Linked DNA regions of Homo sapiens: region 2 is linked to region 1. A link is an interaction called in ENCODE POLR2A ChIA-PET data of the cell type or tissue named here. Cell type or tissue: PC-9. All regions are shown on one strand. Each heading gives the region's core, and the rest is flanking DNA. Links, peaks and the distances in the headings are about the cores only. Region 1 has its middle 99 kb from the start of RREB1. Region 2 overlaps LOC105374903 (a long non-coding RNA gene).

The links. ChIA-PET counts read pairs that join two places held together with the same protein. Peaks named below come from ENCODE experiments on the same cell type or tissue, not always from the same donor. Only the 100,000 strongest peaks of a DNase experiment are listed, where the experiment ranks them.
Region 2: POLR2A ChIA-PET joins it to region 1 with 5 read pairs; 1 of 35 experiments calls an interaction of 5 or more read pairs at or near these places.

What each region holds. Positions count from the first base shown.
Region 1 is chr6:7,006,342-7,011,718 of GRCh38, reverse strand. No RefSeq gene overlaps it. Among named protein-coding and RNA genes, the nearest start is that of RREB1, 99 kb to the left of the region's middle. In PC-9, for the core only: no CTCF peak of the experiment used is centred there; a DNase peak (open chromatin) is centred at 3,078; H3K27ac peaks cover 1,397 bases.
Region 2 is chr6:6,879,392-6,884,768 of GRCh38, reverse strand. The region is part of intron 1 of LOC105374903 (a long non-coding RNA gene); the gene reads left to right. Among named protein-coding and RNA genes, the nearest start is that of LINC03055, 3.6 kb to the left of the region's middle. In PC-9, for the core only: no CTCF peak of the experiment used is centred there; DNase peaks (open chromatin) are centred at 1,558, 2,758 and 5,078; H3K27ac peaks cover 2,611 bases.

The DNA of each region.
Region 1 (5,377 bases), core at 82-5,081:
ATTTGGATCTCTGGTTTTCAGTGTGGTTTCTGGCTTGGCTGGAGCCCAGCCCTCCTGCCAGAGCATGTTGTAGAGACAGGCAGCCCCTTTGCTTTGATGCGACTTTCCTTCAAGTGCGAGAGGCTTGACAGAGAGAACAGGTTGAAGGGACAGTTTCTGAGGGGGCACTGTAGAGGCCAAACCTTCTCTCATGTCCCTGCTAAAAAGCCTCTAGGAAACCTGCAGAAGACCTAGGATCTGAGCCATATTTGTTAAACAAAAACTCTAGTTGCAAAACAGGTTATAAGCCATATATATAAATGCTTGGGAAAAGTGCTGGAAAAATATAAACCAAACTGATCAAAGGAATATTCCGTGCCTCCCTCTATAGTCATTATAGCAGGGACGTACTAATATAATGTGTTTTGTGTATATACTTTTTTATTTTTTTTTTGAGATAAGAGTCTCACTCTTGTCACCCAGGCTGGAGTGCAATGGCCCAACCTCAGCTCACTGCAACCTCTACCTCCCGGATTCAAGCGATTCTCCTGCCTCAGCCTCCCAAGTAGCAGGGATTACAGGCGCCCACCATCATGCCCAGCTAATTTTTGTACTTTTAGTAGAGATGGGGTTTCGTCATGTTGTCCAGGCTGGTCTCGAACTCCTGACGTCAGGTGATCCATCCACCGACCTCCCAAAGTGTTGGGATTACAGGCGTGAGCCACTGTGCCTAGCCATATGTTCCTTTTTTTTTTTTTTAATGGAAAAATGAAACCAAGCTTACAAGTGCTGGAGAGGACAGCCTTTAGTGGTGTCTCTGACAATCCCAACCCAGTTCTGGGGGCTGTCCACTCCGTGGTAAGATCCATAAAAAAAGATTGCAGCGTGGGCTCTGTTGGTTAGGGGCTAGCTTAATACAGTCCAGTATGCTTCCTTAGGCTGCTGAGACACAAGATAGGAAGGCCTCTGGGGAAGATTGGAATAGGTCATATGAGCTTGGCCTACTGGGACATGGGAGAGGATAAAGCAGATGTTGGCTCAATTAACAATTACCTTGTCAGTGAAGTAAGCCGAATATTACTACCACGGGAATTGGAGTAATGCTACAATTTAATTTTTATTATTTAGATTAAATTGTTGTGAACTTACTATATTTTGTTATTGTGGACTTTACTTATCACATACTATAGGTATCACAATGGCAGGGCCCCAGAAATACTGTTTTCTGGGTTCTCCCCAGAGTATGGTTGATTCCTAGTTTAGTAAACTATACAGCTAATGTGTGTAAACTGTCTTAATTACTGTGGTATCTGGCTTTTTTTTTTAATTGTATAAAAACCTTTTTGTAGAGATGAGCTTTCACTATGTTGCCCAGGCTGGTCTTAAACTCCTGAGCTGAAGTGGCATGCTAGGATTACAGCTGTGAGTCACCGTGCCCAGCCAGGTTTCTTTTCTTTCCTTTCTTCCTTCCTTTCTTCCCTTCTTCCTGCCTCCCTGCCTCCCTCCCTCCCTCTCTCCCTCTCTCTTCTCTTCTCTTCTCTTATTTTTTTCTTTTCTTTTCTTAAGGTCTGGCTCTGTTGCTCAGACTGGGATGCAGTGGTACAATCTCAGCTCACTGAAACCTCCTCCTTCCCTGCTCAAACCATCCTCCCAACTCAGCTTCCCTAGTAGCTGGGACCGCAGCCACAGGCCACCATGCCTGGCTAATTGTGTGTATGTGTGTGTGTGTATTTTTTGTAGAGATGGGGTCTCATGATGTTGCCCAGGCTGGTCTCGAACTCCTGGGCTCAAGCAATCCTCCCGCCTCGGCCTCCCAAAGTGCTGGATTACAGGTGTGAGCCACCAAGCCGCACCTCTGACTTTGTTTCATTTTATTTATTTATTTATTTTTTTTTAGACAGCATCTTGCTCTGTTGCCCAGGCTGGAGTGCAGTGGCACGATCTCAGCTCACTGCAACCTCTGCCTCCCAGGTTCCAGCGATTTCCAGCTAATTTTTGTATTTTTAGCAGGGATAGGGCTTCACCATGTTGGCCAGGCTGGTCTGGAGCTCCTGACCTCAAGTGATCCGCCTGCCTCCGCCTTGCAAAGTGCTAGGATTACAGGCATGAGCCACCACACCTGGCCTGACTTTGTTTTAATTACCCAGTTTCTACATTCTCTTGACTCACCTGCAGATAGAACAGTAAATCTCATTTCTTATTGGCCAATTAGATGTTGTTTTATGATTTTTTAACAAATAGCAGGTTTTCTGGTCTCATCCGCCTTGATGTTGGGATTGCAAAAGGCTCTATCCATCATTTGTGGATATTGTCAAACATATTTGTAGGTGCATGCTTTCCTTGGTCTACCATAATTCTCTTTTCAAATCTTGTTGTTCTTCTGCAGGCATAAGAAGGAACCACTTCATAGCTTTGGAATTGGAGGTAGAAATAACACTCTACTGAAGAATCGAACTTGGTTGCTGTGTTTATAGAGAGCAGTCTCTGACCCGAGGAATGTTCAGATCCTTGTGCTAACGAGCTGTGTTATAATGGAGTTCTCTTGGTCTTAGAACACTGCATTTTGCTGACAGAATTCCCTCAGCTCCATCATGAAACACGTTTTGGTGCCAGAGAGATTGAAATCTGTTGAAACAAAATGATTTCCTCAGTTGGTGATGCATTTGGGCATTTTCCATTCTTGCTAATGAAAAAAAGAGTCTTTGCTCATGTGACTGAGAAAGCCTGGTGAAATATGCCACGAACATCCTGAACTGAGTCCTGGCCCCAGAGCACTGATGGCGAAGTCTTATATTTTGACATGAAGCCCAACATGGCGTAAAGAGCTAGCCAGCATTGTAATGCTGCCTGAGTTGGTCTTTGGCCTTCTCTAGCTTGACTTTTCTGGGGATTGACTACCCCTGGATGCCTGGAGCTTTTCAAGAGGCGATTGTTTCCTTGTGGCTTGTCTATGCTGACAATTCCTGGAGACTCCACCTCCTCTTTGAGTTCCCCTGGGCAGGCTCTATTCCCTAAGAGCGCCACTCTAAGCTTATTGTTTCATGGAAAACCAGTCTTTCAAGACAAAGGGTTGTGGGTCAACAATGGCTTTCCCTTGGAGCTATTTTTATTTTACTAGGAGATTCCTGGTAAAATTACCAGTGCCTTCATCGAAGTAAATAAATCTGTGATGTAGGGAATTTGAGGTATGTGGCATGACAAGTTGGGTAGAAAATTTTGCCTGGGAGAGGGGTTCTTTTCAACAGCTCCTTCTCCCCAAACGTAGGAACTGAACATTTTACAAACCATCCTAGTTAAGTCTCTTCATGTCTGTTTCCTCATCTATAAATAAATATAGATGATGATTTAATAATTGTTTCCTGCTCTAACATTTTCTGATTCCATGAAATAAGTGATTTCCTGGTACCAGTGAGATAGAGGTCATCTGCTTTATTTTCCTAGACACATATGGCTCACCAATTCTTAAAATTTGTATTGAATTTTTGTACACCCAGGTTCACAGTAGCATTATTCACAATAGTCGACAGGTGGAAGCAACCCAAGTGTCTACTCATGGATGAATGAATAAACAAAATATGGTGTATACCTACACGGACTATTATTCAGCCTTAAAAAGGAAAGAAATCTTGCTACATACTACATCAATGAAGCTTGGAGACATTATACTAAGTGAAGTAAGCCAGTCACAAAAAGACAAACATTGTATGATTCTACTTTTTATTTTTATTTATTTTATTTTTTTTGAGATGGAGTCTCACTCTGTTGCCCTGGCTGGAGTGCAGTGGCGTAATTTCCGCTCACTGCAGCCTCTGCCTCCTGGGTTCAAGTGATTCTCCTGCCTCAACCTCCTGAGTAGCTGGGATTACAGGCACATGCCACCACACTCAGCTAATTTTTGTATTTTTAGTAGACACAGGGTTTCACCATATTGGCCAGGCTGGTCTCGAACTCCTGACCTCAAGTGATCCTCCTGCCTCAGCCTCCCAAAGTTCTGGGATTTCAGGCATGAGCCACCACACCTGGCTACTTTTTATTTTTTTTTGAGAGATAGGGTTTCTTTTTCTTTTTCTTTCTTTTCTTTTGAGACAAGGTCTCACTCTGTTGCCAAGGCTGGAGTGCAGTGGTGCAATCGTGACTCATTCCAGCCTCAACCTCTGGGCTCAAGTGGTCCTCCCACTTCAGCCTCCCAAGAAGCTGGGACCACAGGCCTATGCCACCATGCCTGACTAATGTTTTGATTTTTTTTTTTTTTTTTTTGCAAAAACGGTCTTGCTATGTTGCCTAGGCTGGCCTCAAAATCCTGGGCTCCAAGCCATCCTCCTGCCTCAGCCTCCCAAAGTGTTAAGATTACAGGTTTGAGCCGCTATGCCCGGTCAAGACAGGGTTTCACTGTGTTTCCCAGGCTGGAGTGCAGTGGCGTGATCATAGCTCTTGTGTAGCATTGAACTTCTAGGCTCAAGCAATCCTCCTACCTCAGCCTCCCAAGTAGCTGGGACCTCAGGCACGTACCATCACACCTGGATAATTTTTTTATTTTTAATTTTTTGTAGACTTGGTGGTCTGTGTTGCCCAGGCTGGTCTCAAACTCCTGGCTTCAAGTGATCCTCCTGCCTAAGCCTCCCAAAGTGCTGGGATTATAGGCATGAGCCATAGTGCCTGGCCCAGATCATTTTTTAAAATTGTAGGTCATGAAACAGGAAGGTGCATGACATATTTGCCAAGTATCGCTACTCACTTAAATGTAACAGATGTGGTCTGATACAGAAAATGTGTGGGTGATGGAATGCTCTCCTCCTTTCTCATTCTCGTGATTATGATAAAAAGGTCTAAGCAAGCATGTTTGTACCCCTCAAGCACTGAATTTAGATTTGGAATTTCCTTTTAAAAAAAACACTTAGTATAAAATGTAAAGGAACTTATTAAAAGGAAATAATGAGACTTATTTCTTTCTAAATAAGAGTCTCTGCATGCATCTGAGATGAGTCCAGAGGTCACTGTTTAGCATGACCTTGGAACACTCATCATGTCGCTGCACAGATAGGAAAATGGCATCAAGGCAGGGCTGGTGGGAGCTGGAAGGGAAAGCATCTAGACAAAGCCAGCGTGGTTATTTAATTTTCCCTGCCTTTTTTTTTTTTTTGAGATGGAGTCTTACTCTTCTCCCAGGCTGGAGTGCAGTGGCACAATTTCAGCTCATTGAAACCTCCATCTCCTGGGTTCAAGCGATTCTCCTGCCTCAGCCTCCCGAGTAGCTGGGATAACAGGCATACGCCACCAGACCTGGCTAATTTTTGTGTTTTTTTTAGTAGAGATGAGGTTTCGCCATGTGACTAGTCTAGAAATCCTGACCTCAGGTGATCCACCCACCTTGGCCTCCCAAAGTGCTGGGATTACAGGT
Region 2 (5,377 bases), core at 301-5,300, 130 kb after region 1:
TGTACCTGGAGGAGATGTGGATGCCATGGAAACTTGGTGCCCTTGGAGGCTGCATGAAGTTGAAAGTGGCACGGTGGCAAGCCCGGGAACTGGGAAGCGGGGATCAAGGGAGAAGAAAATTGAGATTTTATTATGTATCCTCTTAAGCATTGTGACAATTTTATCCCACATATAGAAGAATTTTTTTTAACATTACACTAAAAAAGTTGCACAACTTTTCACTGATTTCTTGGAAATAGGAAGATACAGAGATTCTCCGAGTGACTCACGGTCAGCCTCTACTCATGGGCATGGGTGCTGATTGTTTCAGCCACTGGTACCTCCTTGACTGCTTCCCAAAGCCAATTAATCACTAAGCTCTACTAGTTGTAGCTCTTAAACATTCTTTCAATACATGGATTTCTCTTTATTACCCCCTAATTCAGGAGTCAGTAAACTATGGCTCTTAGGCCTGATCTGTCTGCTGACTGGTTTGTAAATAAAGTTTTATTGGAACATGGCTATGTTCATTCATTTGTATACCATCCAAGGCTGATTTCTTTTTTGAGATGGGGTCTCTGTGTCACCCAGACTGGAATGCAGTGGTGCGATCTCGGCTCACTGTAGCCTCAATCTCCCAGGTCCCAAGCGATCCTCCTACTTCAGCTTCCTGAGTAGGTGGGACTACAGGCATGCGCCACCATGCCTGGCAATTTTTGTTTGTTTGTTTTTTTGTAGAGATGGTGTCTCATCATGTTTCCCAAGCTGGTCTCAAACTCCTGGGCTCAAGAGACCCACCTGCCACAGCCTCCCAAGGTGTTGGGATTACAGGCGTGAGCCATGGTGCCCAGCCCATGGCTGATTTCTTTATTGTTTTCTTTTCTTTTTGAGACAGGGTCTCACTCTGTTGCCCAGGCTGGAGTGTAGTGGTACAACCACAGCTCACTGCAGCCTCGAACTCCTGGGCTCAAGCTGTCCTCCCACCTCAGCCTCCTGAGTAGCTGGGACTACAGGCATGTACTACCACATCTGGCTAGTTTTCAAATTTTTTTGTAGAGATGGGGCCTCGCTTTGTTGCCCAGGCTGGTCTCGAATTCCTGGGCTCAAGTGATTCTCCCACCACAGCCTCCCAAATTGCTGGGATTACAGGCCTACGCCACTGCTCCGGCCCATGGCTTCTTTTCTTGCTAAAAAGACAGAGCCGAAGATGCCCCAGATATTTGTTATCTGGCCCTTTACAGAAAATATTTGCTGACTCCTGCCCTAATTCATCCATTAGCGTCTTTCAGTGGAGTGAGTGAAACATCTTCCTAACTGATGTCTATGCCTCCAGTCTTGTTCTCCTCCCATCTATTTTCCTCACTCTGGCCTTTGTAAAGGGAAAATCTGGTTATGGCACTTGGCTGCTTGCTCCGCTGCCTCCTTCTGCTCTCTTGATGGATTCTAAACACCTTCTCATGGTCTGCAGGATTCTTCCACTCAGCCCCCGCCCTCCTTTCGCCACTGTGCCACGTTCAGCTGTATGCAGCTTCCAGCCACCGAGTTCCCACGGCACCTAGGTCTCCCTGCAGGTGTGGCCATTGGTGTGTGCTGCTTCCTCTTCCTGGAATTACCTTTCTGTCTGCTCCTTACCTGGCCAACTCTGACTCATTCTACAGTTCTCAGGAAAGCCTGTTGGCTTCCCAAGGCTGGGCTAGGAGGCTTTTCTGTGTGCTTCCATGGTGCCAGGTTATATTGAAAATTTCATTTGCTTCCTTCCTTCTTTCCTTCCTTCCTTCCTCTCTTCCCCCCTCTTCTATATATTGTATTAGTCACTAATTGCTCTAAATACAAAAAAACAAAACAAAACCAAAATAATCCAAAGCTCCCTGCTGCTCTCGGAGGCTTGCATGCTGGTGGGCAGAGATAGAAATTAAGCAAGATTAGGAGGTAGGGTAGAGAATATTAGAGAGGAAGATGTCTTGAGAAGAAGAAATAAATCAGGAAGAGGATATGAAATACTGGGGGTGTTGACATTTTAGATGGGGTGGCTAGACAAGGCCTCCCTGAGAAGGCCTCTTTTGGGGAAAGACTTGCAGGATGGGAGGGAGTGAGCAATCTAGCTATTTGGGGAAGAGCGTCTAGAGGTATGGTATGGTGAGGTATGGTATGGTATGGTATGGTATGGTATGGTATGGTATGGTATGGTATGGCATGGCATCTAAAGGTATGGTACAAAGTCCTGAAGACAGGAGAAATGAGGCCAGTGTGGCTAGAGAGGAGAAAAGGAGGAAAAGAGCAGGAGGATGGATAAATGCTATGGGGTGGCCAGGTCCCACGGGGCTGTGGGAAGGACCTTGACCTTTACTCTGAGGAGCATGGGAGCCATTGTAGAGTATTGAGCAGAGGAGTGACATGACCTGTCTGGAGCTTTCCACAGAGTCCTTCTGTCTGCAATTTTACTCTCCATTAGACTGACAAGCTCCTTGAGGGGAGGCACTGTGTCTTGTTCACCTTTATTCTCAGGACATAGCACATCTAGCTTTAGAAGACCTCAATATATATTTAACAAATGAACAATGAATGAATGAATGCATGCATGCATGAATGACTGCTATCTCCCAACCGCCAGATCCTGGCTCCTAAGGGCTCTGGGAATCTTCTCCCTGTGGAAGGAAAGCTCTGGTAGAAAATGCTGCCAACAGCTAAGGCCTCGGGGTTCTTAGCTGCTTGCTTGGATGTCACTATGGCAGCAACATACATCCAAACCAGTTTTCACTGTTGCCACAGAGCAGCTGCTTAATTAATCAATGTCACCCGGAGGGAGGATTTCAGGGGTGACCCTGCCCTTCACAGTCTTCTGCTGGATGAAGTCATAGAGTTATTACCAAACTTGCAGATGGAGGTAGGAGGAACAGAGGGTTTGTTGATGGATGGACTCAGGATTTACAACTATCTTTATAGGTTCAGGCCTATAAAGAGGCCTCATCAACTGGAGAAGGTAAGATAGGGAGATGTCAGGTTCTGCATCAGAGCCCCAAATCAACAGTAAAAACGGCCACTGGGGGGATTTGTAGCTTTGGTAGGTGTCAAACACTCTGAGTTAAAAGTGTGAAGCAACTGTCAAAAGTCTTAAAGCTCTCTGAGAAGCCACTGTAGATGTAGGTGAATAGATGCATCTTATCTGAGAGCTGTAAGCTGCCTCTGTGTAAACCCACTCCCAGGATTCCAGGTAGGACACCTTCAGAGAGCTGTGAGCACACTGGGAGGATGACAGGGAGGGGTATTTGAGAGCACAGTGGGTGGTTATTTGGAGAAGAGGAGTCTAGGGGTGGGACTTGATAAATGTCTCCAAATATTATTAGTTCTGAATTCTTAGGTCTGAGAGAACTTAGATTTGAGAGTTAATGTGAATGCCCTCAAGGGGATGAAATAGGACCAACTGGATATCAGCTCAACTGATGGAAGCAATGTCCAGACATCAGACGGGTTGCTTCAAGCCTCTCTCTTTTTTTAGTAGGGAGGGGAGGACAATCGGTAGGGAGGAATGCTGTGGAATTGACTTAAGCATCAGATAAGCACTGGAGTTCTTCAAAATGCCTTTTCACACTGGGGTTCCGTGAATGCATCTCCTCTACTACTGTATGGCCGACTGTGCTAGTTACTCTTTAATACCCGTTCTTCACTGCTTCATCAGTAATGATAACCCACAATTTTAGCATACCTTTCAAGGGCAAAGGCTTCTTTCCTCGGTCTCACTTGGATCTAGGCATGGTCAAGGGGAAAGCTACGGCTAATGGACTAAAAGCAGAAGTATCATGTTCAACTTCTGGGAAGTAGTATTAAAGAGAGGGGGTGTGTCCTTATTTCTCTTTCCTACTTGCTGCGGGCTAGAATGTGGATGTGGTAGCTGGAGCTCAGTAGCCATTTTGGGCCATGAGGTAGAAGCTCTGTGTTGATAAGAAGCCTGGGTTCCTGACGATCTTGGCCAGTATTGCAACCCTGGACTGCTGACCGTTACTATTTATGTGAAAGCTATATAAACTTGCATTTCTTTTTATTTTTATTTTTTTTTTTTTGAGATGGAGTCTCACTCTGTCACCCAGGCAGGAGTGCAGTGTCACGATCTCAGCTCACTGCAACCTCTGCCTCCCAGGCTCAAGCAATTCTCCTGCTTCAGCCTCCCAAGTAGCTAGGACTACAGGCGCACACCACCATGCCCAACTAATTTTTGTATTTTTAGTAGAGACGGGGTTTCACTGTGTTGGCCAGGCTGGTCTCAAACTTCTGACCTTGTGATCTGCCCACCTTGGCCTCCCAAAGTGCTGGGATTACAAGCGTGAGCCACTGTGCCTGGCTACAAACTTGCATTTCTGACAAGCTATAGTTATTTTTGGGTTTTTCTGAAACTTACAAATGAACCCATTTCTACCTAATGTACCATGGAAAGTAAATACACACACACACACACACACACACACACACACACACACACGAGAAGAAACAGCATTGCTTGGCTTCAAATCCAAACTCCACTACTTGCTAAGTGCTGTGTGTCTTTAGACAAGTTTCTTAACATTTCTGTGCTTCAGTTTCCAAACTGAGAAACTGGGAATAATAATAGTAACAACTGTGTAGTTTTTGTTTGGCTGGGTTTTTTTGTTTTTTTGTTTTTTGTTTTTGGAGGAGCAGATTAAATGAGAGAATATATTTATTTAAAGACATAGAACAGTGGTCTATACATAGCAAAGATTTGATACATGTTAGCGACGATCATCATGTAGGCACCATCCACATTTTCTTTTTCTTAAAACAGACTTTCACACTATTGCCCAGGCTGGAGTGCAGTGGCACAATCTTGGCTCACTGCAACCTCTGCCTCCTGGGTTCAAGCGATTCTTCTACCTCAGCCTTCCCAGTTGTTGGGATTACATGCGCCTGTCACCGTGCCAAGCTAATTTTTGTGTTTTTAGTAGAGACGAGGTTTCACCATGTTGGCCAGGCTGATCTCGAACTCCTGACCTCAAGTGATCCACCCACCTTGGCCTCCCAAAGTGCTGGGATTACAGGCGTGAGTCACTGCACCTCTTGGCAAACCATTTACACTTTCATTTCCTCATACTCTGCCTCTCCATACTAAAGAGTTTTCCTCATACTCTGCCTCTCCAAAACTATAGGGTTTTACCAAATATGTTTCCCCTTATTTTGTTTTCATTTGATGACTTCCATTAATGTCCCAGAACACAAAAAGAAACCATGTTAAGAGTAGTCAAAATGCAGTTTATGCATAGGCAGCCAAGGTATTTTCTTCAGACAATCTGCTGTAAGGCATGGGGTTGAGGAATGAACTGTGTCTAGAAAAATGGGTCGCTGGGGTTTGCTCTGTGTTCTCAATAACTTCCCTGTTCTGGTTATGAGT